2 separate regions of the Homo sapiens genome follow, and region 2 is linked to region 1. Evidence: chromatin loops called from intact Hi-C (ENCODE). Cell type or tissue: B cell. All regions are shown on one strand. Each heading gives the region's core, and the rest is flanking DNA. Links, peaks and the distances in the headings are about the cores only.

Region 1 (4,408 bases), core at 305-4,304:
CCACTGACTATAGTGTTAGCTAATGGCTTATCTTATAGCTAATAAGGAATGTGTCTCTTTATTCTGAGGTATATTCTTTATATACCTAATTTGTTATAAATTGTATTAGAGATGGATTTTAAATTTTGTCAAAATAATTTTAGGCATGCATAAAAATAGTTATGATTTTTAATCTTTTATTGTGTAAATAAGGAGTATGGCATTTATTGATTCCAACATATTAAAATATTCTTGCATCCCAGGAATAAATCAAGCTTGATCATAATAAATGATCCTTTTATAGTGCTTTTGAATTTCATTTGCAACTACTTTGTGGATGATTTTGCATCTGTGTTCATCAGGAATATTGGCTGTAATTTTTTTTTTTCTTGTAATGTCCATCTCTGGCTTAGGTATCAAGGTAATGCTGGCTTCATAAAATGAGTTTGGGAGTATTCCTCCTTAATTTTTTCAAAGATTTGGTTCTGTTTAAATGTTTGGTGAAATTCAGGAGTAATCAGATCTAAAAAAACGTAAGAACACTAAAAATAAATGATAAAAATATTTTAAAGTTTTAAGTGTTTATCACTTTCAAATAATTTTTAAGTATTCATTACTTAGAAAATGTTTATCTATAAACATTAGAAAATGTTTATAATTTGTTAATTTGCTTATGTAATTTGATACACTACAATTTATTTGTTTGTTTGTTTTTTGAAACAGAGTCTCACTCTGACACCCAGGCTGGAGTGCAGTGGCACAATCTCGGCTCACTGCAACCTCCACCTCATGAGTTCAAGGAATTCCCTGCCTCGGCCTCCTGAGTAGCTGGGATTACAGGTGCACACAACCATGCCTAGCTAATTTTTTTTTTGTTTTTTTTTTGTTTTTTTCGTTGAGATGGGGTTTCACCGTCTTGGCCAGGCTGGTCTTGAACTCCTGACCTCGTGATCCACCCACCTCGGACTCCCAAAGTGCTGGGATTACAGGCGTGAGCCACCTCGCCAGGCCTACAGTACAATTTATATCAGTAAATAAATTACGTTGAAGTCCATAAGCAAATTTAGTTATAAAGTTAAGAAAAATTTGAATAGATTTTAAATTTAACTTTTAGCTTAAATTTTTCATTTGGTTATTTTTAAACCTGCATTGAATACAAAGATTAAACTTTGTACTTTTTGATTATAGAGATATACATATAGTATATAAATAGATACATATTGTATCTGTGTTATTAAATTTTCACGGTGGGTTCAATTAGGAAAAAGATATCTAAAAAGTCTCTGGGAACAAGATGGGGAAGACAATAATGAAAAACAAAACATTTGAGAAACACGGCTCTAAACTCATGTAAAGAGTGCATGAAGGAAAGCAAAAACAGAAATGGAAAGTGGCCCAGAAGCATTAAGAAAGTGGAAATCAGTATGTTCCCTATTTAAGGCATTTGCAGGAAGCAAGGCCTTCAGAGAACCTAGAGCCCAAGGTTCAGAGTCACCCATCTCAGCAAGCCCAGAAGTATCTGCAATATCTACGATGGCCTCGCCCTTTGCTTTACTGATGGTCCTGGTGGTGCTCAGCTGCAAGTCAAGCTGCTCTCTGGGCTGTGATCTCCCTGAGACCCACAGCCTGGATAACAGGAGGACCTTGATGCTCCTGGCACAAATGAGCAGAATCTCTCCTTCCTCCTGTCTGATGGACAGACATGACTTTGGATTTCCCCAGGAGGAGTTTGATGGCAACCAGTTCCAGAAGGCTCCAGCCATCTCTGTCCTCCATGAGCTGATCCAGCAGATCTTCAACCTCTTTACCACAAAAGATTCATCTGCTGCTTGGGATGAGGACCTCCTAGACAAATTCTGCACCGAACTCTACCAGCAGCTGAATGACTTGGAAGCCTGTGTGATGCAGGAGGAGAGGGTGGGAGAAACTCCCCTGATGAATGCGGACTCCATCTTGGCTGTGAAGAAATACTTCCGAAGAATCACTCTCTATCTGACAGAGAAGAAATACAGCCCTTGTGCCTGGGAGGTTGTCAGAGCAGAAATCATGAGATCCCTCTCTTTATCAACAAACTTGCAAGAAAGATTAAGGAGGAAGGAATAACATCTGGTCCAACATGAAAACAATTCTTATTGACTCATACACCAGGTCACGCTTTCATGAATTCTGTCATTTCAAAGACTCTCACCCCTGCTATAACTATGACCATGCTGATAAACTGATTTATCTATTTAAATATTTATTTAACTATTCATAAGATTTAAATTATTTTTGTTCATATAACGTCATGTGCACCTTTACACTGTGGTTAGTGTAATAAAACATGTTCCTTATATTTACTCAATCCATTATTTTGTGTTGTTCATTAAACTTTTACTATAGGAACTTCCTGTATGTGTTCATTCTTTAATATGAAATTCCTAGCCTGACTGTGCAACCTGATTAGAGAATAAAGGGTATATTTTATTTGCTTATCATTATTATATGTAAGATGTAAGTAAAAATGACCTTTCTCTAAACCAGGTTGTATGTTGTACTCAAGATATAAAGCTGAATACAATAAATCTACTTCCTACTCTCTTGCATATTTGGTTTTTGTATGGAATAAAACTAAAGATGGTAATCATACTTAATATCAGTTATCCTAAATACTATGAGAAGAAGGAGCAACTAATGATTTCTCTCAGCAGCGGGTAAACTGAGACAGGTGAGGAAATAAAAATAAACAGATATCCTCAAAAGTTGACTGGTAAACATCTAGTAGAAAATGTCTATTGCCAGTTGGATATATGAGTTTGCAACTTACAAGGAATGCAGTTGCTGGGGGTTCATACATGGCAAGCAAAATCCCAGAAATGGAAGTGCTCATGTGTGGAGAGAGTGTAGACAGAGAAAAGGACTTAAGCAGGATTTTGAGGACCTTCCACCTTTAAAGTGAGGGAAGAGAAGAGACACAGAGGAACCAGAGGTGGTGTCCCTTATATTAGACTAACAACAAGAGAGATTGGTGATTAATATGGTTTGGATCTGTGTCCCTGCCCAAATCTCATGTGGAATTGCAATCCCCAGTGTTGGAGGTAGGGCCTGGTGCGGGGTGACTGGGTCATGGCTATTTCTCATGGTTTAACACCATCCCCTTTGGTGCTGTCATGGTGATAGTGAGCCCTCCTGAGATCTAGTTGTTTAAAAGTGTGTGGCACCTACCCCTACCCTTCCTCTTGCTCTCGCTTTACCTTCCTCTCTGAAGCCTCCCCAGAAGCAGATGCTGCCATGCTTCCTGTATAGCCTGCAGAATTGTGAGGCAATTAAACCTCTTTTCTTATAATTTACCCAGTCTCAGCTATTTCTTTGTAGCACTGCAACAATGGACTGATACTGTGATAAAAGTGTATTTAAGAAGATAAATGTGCGGGGAAGATGAATCAGTAGATTTTCCCAAGATACGGATTAAAACTGCCCAGTAATTGGGAAATAGATAGCCTTGGCAATCTTAGTGAGAGAGCTGGTTTGGTGGAATTAATAAGTAGAAGTCATACTGCAGTAGGATCCAAGTAAGAGAAGTTAGTGACTCTGAAGTGAAGATGGAAATAGAATGGAATTTGAAAAGAATGTGGATTATTGTTTTTGTACACAGTTTTTTTTTCTTTTTTGCAGTATATTTTTTCCGGATAGATTTCATGTAACTGATGTACTGGCAACCATATTGATATGTTTAGTATATTTATGTTAAATTAAAATATTTAATTACAATGATAATTTTTCATTTTTTAAATAAATACTACTTTGAATATCAGTAAGCTGCCTTAATTCTGTAGGTGGGAATAGAAAACTAATTCAATCCGTCATCACAATATTTAATTAATACTGATAATATAATGATTCCTGGACCTACTGGCTTTATTAATTAAGTTACTTAACTTGCGTAATTGTAACACTGGTTTACTATAATTTTACTTCAGCTTTTAACACATTTTATTTTCTGGTAGAGCTCATATATTACTTCTTGGCAATTTTTCCTGATGTTATGAATATTACAATCTTATGCCAATCCAAAAATAACTAAATTACCATCAACATAAAGACTGAAAACTTCCTTCACAAATTAATAATGAAAAGGGAATCAACGAATCTCTGTCTCAATACTTAAGATAAAGAAAAAGTTGGTCATAACCAGCTGAAAATACAGTATGAACCATGGAAATTCAGAGAGCAAGAAAGAGTTGTGTAGAATTCACAAGGAAAAAAAAAGATTTAACAATTATAACTGGGCCGGGTGCAGTGGCTCATGCCTGTAATCCCAGAACTTTGGGAGGCCGAGGCAGGAGGATCACGAGGTCAGGAGATCGAGACCATCCTGGCTAACACAGTGAAACCCCGTCTCTACTAAAAAATACAAAAAATTAGCCAGGCGTGGTGGCAGGCACCTGTA
Region 2 (4,408 bases), core at 339-4,338, 74 kb before region 1:
TCCATGAAGAATGGCCAGCTGTGTAGAAATGTGATTAGACAAAAAGGGCATCATCTAATGCTAATATTCTGAGTAGGGGAAACCCAACAAGGCCTTTCTGGTCAGATACTTCTTGGCCCCTCCATACACCATTCCTTCCTCTTGGGTATGTGGCAGAGCTCTTTTTGGAATGGGGGTCTTAGTATCTACAATCAAACAAGGCAGGTGAGAGAATTTCTTTATGGCCAGTTCAGTTCTTACACACAAAGGTGAGGGAAAGTTAGAGTCATATTTTCAGATTTTATGGCTGGCTTTGGGGAAAAGGGTCTCCCTCAGGAGATGAGGCGTGACAAACAGCAGGGCAGGAGAAGGCCAGAGAGAAACTTTGCTTCTGAAGCTGCTTCTGAGAACTTCACTTTGGGGTATTATTTTTGAGCCTCAATAGGAGTGAAAATGAGATCCAGAAAAGCTGGGGAAGAAGGAAAGAACTGTGCTGGGTATCGGAATCAGCAAATGAATGGTATGTATATTTCACTTAGGTTTAAGAAAATAAACTCTTCCAGATTTTCCTGTAAGATACCGTATCCTGACTGAATATACACATCAGACTTATCTTCAGTACGAAGGGTGACTATTTTTCAGTTTTCTCCAGAATACTCCAAGAATTCTGCGTTTTAGATTCTTATGTGTTATGGAGATTGAGGAGAGAAGAGAACATTCCCTTTTCTGTTTTCTCATTTTCTTTTTTTTCTTTTCTTTTCTTTTTTTTTTTTTTTTTTTTTGGGGACGGAGTATTGTTCTATTGCCCAGGGGCTGTAGTGCAGAGGCGCCATCTCTGCCTCCGGGGTTCAAGTGATTCTCCTGCCTCAGCCTCCCGAATAGATGGGATCACAGCTACCCAACACCATGCCTGGCCAAATTTTTGGTTTTTAGTAGAGACAGGGTTTCACCATATTGTCCAGGCTGGTCTTGAACCCCTGAACTCAAGTGATCCACCCACCTTGGCTTCCAAAGTGCTGAGATTACAAACATGAGCCACTGCACCCAGTCCCTTTTCTGATATATATGCACTAATTAAGAAAATAATAACCATATATTTATAAAATAAGAAAATAAGCATATATACATATGTTTTATATATATACACTATATATAAAATATATATATAGTGTGTGTGTGTATGTGTGTGTGTGTGTATATATATACATATATATACGTATATATATATATGTACGTATATATATACACACACACACACATACACACACACACACACACACACATACATTCTAGAGGCTGGTCTGCCTGAGATTTAGGCAGAGACACAGTTCCAGACCATATTAATCACCATTGTCTCTATTTGTCCATCCCTCTGTTTCCTTTGTGGCTCTTCTCTTCCTTCCCTTTAAAGGTGGAAGGTCCTTAGAATCACGTTTAAGTCCTTTTCTCTGTCTACACTCTCTCCACACATGAGCACTTTCATTTCTGGGATTTTGCTTGCCACATATGAACTCCCAGCAATTGCATTCCTTATAATTTGCAAACTCACATATCCAACTGGCAATAGACAGTTTCTACCACATGTTGTATCAGTCAACTTATAGAGGATATCTGTTTATTTTTATTTCCTCACATGTTTCAGTTTACCTCCTGCCGAAAGAAATCATTGTTCATTCCTTTTTCTCCTTATAGTATTCAGGATAACTGATACTAAGTATGATTACTATTTTTAGTTTTATTCCATACAAAAATCAAACATGCAAGAGAGTAGGAAGTAGATTTATTGTATTCACCTTTATAACTTGAGTACAACATACAACCTGGTTTAGAGAAAGGTCATTTTTACTTACATCTCTCATATAATAATGATGAGTAAATAAATTATACCCTTTATTCTCTCATCAGGTTGCACAGTCAGGCTAGGAATTTTGTATTAAAGAATGAACACATACAGGAAGTTCCTATAGTAAAAGTTTAATGAACAACATAAAATAATGAATTGAGTAGATATAAGGAACATGTTTTATTACACTAACCACAGTGTAAAGATGCACATGATGTTATATGAACAAAAATAATTTAAATCTTATGAATAGCTAAATAAATATTTAAATAGATAAATCAGTTTATCAGCATGGTCATAGTTATAGCAGAAGTGAGAGTCTTTGAAATGGCAGAATTCATGAAAGCGTGACCTGGTATATGAGTCAATAAGAATTGTTTCATGTTGGACCAGGTGTTATTCCTTCCTCCTTAATCTTTCTTGCAAGTTTGTTGATAAAGAGAGGGATCTCATGATTTCTGCTCTGACAACCTCCCAGGCACAAGGGCTGTATTTCTTCTCTGTCAGATAGAGAGTGATTCTTCGGAAGTATTTCTTCACAGCCAAGATGGAGTCCGCATTCATCAGGGGAGTTTCTCCCACCCTCTCCTCCTGCATCACACAGGCTTCCAAGTCATTCAGCTGCTGGTAGAGTTCGGTGCAGAATTTGTCTAGGAGGTCCTCATCCCAAGCAGCAGATGAATCTTTTGTGGTAAAGAGGTTGAAGATCTGCTGGATCAGCTCATGGAGGACAGAGATGGCTGGAGCCTTCTGGAACTGGTTGCCATCAAACTCCTCCTGGGGAAATCCAAAGTCATGTCTGTCCATCAGACAGGAGGAAGGAGAGATTCTGCTCATTTGTGCCAGGAGCATCAAGGTCCTCCTGTTATCCAGGCTGTGGGTCTCAGGGAGATCACAGCCCAGAGAGCAGCTTGACTTGCAGCTGAGCACCACCAGGGCCATCAGTAAAGCAAAGGGCGAGGCCATCATAGATATTGCAGATGCTTCTGGGCTTGCTGAGATGGGTGACTCTGAACCTTGGGCTCTAGGTTCTCTGAAGGCTTTGCTTCCTGCAGATGCCTTAAATAGGGAACATACTGATTTCCACTTTCTTAATGCTTCTGGACCACTTTCCATTTCTGTTTTTGCTTTCCTTCTTGAACTCTTTACATGAGTTTAGAGCCGTGTTTCTCAACCATTTTGTTTTTCATTATTGTCTCCCCCATCTTGTTCCCAGAGACTTTTTAGATTTTTTTTCCTAATTGAACCCACCGTGAAAATTTAATAACACAGATATAATATCTATCTATTTGTGTACTATATGTATATCTCTATACTCAAAAAGTACAAAGTTTAATCATTTTATTCAATGCAAGTTTAAAAATAACCAAATGAAAATTTTAAGATAAAAGTTAAATTTAAACGCTATTCAAATTTAACTTAACTTTATAACTAAATTTGCTTGTGGGCTTCAATATAGTTTATTTACTGATATAAATTGTAATGTATTAAATTACATAAGAAATTTAACAAATTATAAACATTATCTAATGTTTCTAGATAAACATTATACAGCTAAGTAATGAATGTTTATGAATTATTTGAAACTGATAAAGACTTAATAATTTAAAATATTTTTATCATTTATTTTTATTATACTTAACTTTTAATTTTGTTGCATGTGAGAAAATTTTTAACTTCACTAGCTGCTAGATACTCACCTAGAGAGTGTGAAGAATTTTTTCTTCAATTCTTGACCTAAATATAGATGTGTTGAACAACTTCAGTAGAATTGTTAAAATATAAATTATTTATATTTCATTTCAAAGCCCACAACACAGACAGAAATGCTAAGGATCAAACATAAGCAATATCTATAAGATGGCCAGTGACAAACCATATGTATGCAGAGGACACCTCTCATGATATGACTTTGAGATCTAATACATCTTGGAAAGTACTCCAATCACAGCTACCCATTTGCCATAGGTTTGTAATGCTGAACTTTTATACCTTTTGTGTATCTTCCATGAACTCAATGTCAGTGCTTCTCATGTGATACACAAGAAAACCCAATGGAGAGAAAAAAAAAAAAACTAAGGAATAAGATTTTGTTAAATAGGTTGAGCTTTGAAGGGCCACAAACCATTTAAATATGTAAGATTTGTTCCCACTCCCAAGAACTAACTTCTACATCCTTGGGAGTAGTATCATATGCAATGAGAATACACAATTGAAAAAACATCCTCGATTTGATTAAAAATTTTTTGCATGAAAGTTCAAATTTCCAAGGTGCCTTCAGAGGTTCTTTGCTGATTCCTAGCAAACTAAAGGAAACTATCTTTGTCCTAGATGCGCATAATAGGATGTAAATATAATAACATAAATAAGTAGACAATTGTTTTACATAGCATGCCAGACACCAGATATCTTTCTTTCTCATTTCATTTTCATAGAAAGCAAAAGTTGTCACTTTTTGCATCCTAACTAATGGGAACAAAAAGATAACACAAGTGGCCGGGCGTCGTGGCTCACATGTGTAATGCCAGCACTTTGAGAGGCCGAGGCAGACGGATCATCTGAGGTTGGGAGTTTGAGACCAGCCTG

Evidence for each region. A loop is a pair of places that touch in the nucleus more often than their neighbours do. Peaks named below come from ENCODE experiments on the same cell type or tissue, not always from the same donor. Only the 100,000 strongest peaks of a DNase experiment are listed, where the experiment ranks them.
Region 2: a loop joins it to region 1, with 11 times the contacts of the local background. A loop is called at or near these places in 1 of 110 quality-filtered maps.

What each region holds. Positions count from the first base shown.
Region 1 is chr9:21,438,996-21,443,403 of GRCh38, forward strand. It overlaps IFNA1 (interferon alpha 1), which reads left to right and starts at 1,444. Exons shown (of 1, transcript NM_024013.3): 1 at 1,444-2,321. The coding sequence starts at 1,513. The coding sequence ends at 2,082. In B cell, for the core only: no CTCF peak of the experiment used is centred there; no DNase peak of the experiment used is centred there; H3K27me3 peaks cover 339 bases.
Region 2 is chr9:21,365,220-21,369,627 of GRCh38, forward strand. It overlaps IFNA13 (interferon alpha 13), which reads right to left and starts at 2,838. Exons shown (of 1, transcript NM_006900.4): 1 at 2,153-2,838. The coding sequence starts at 2,791. The coding sequence ends at 2,219. In B cell, for the core only: no CTCF peak of the experiment used is centred there; a DNase peak (open chromatin) is centred at 2,167; H3K27me3 peaks cover 119 bases.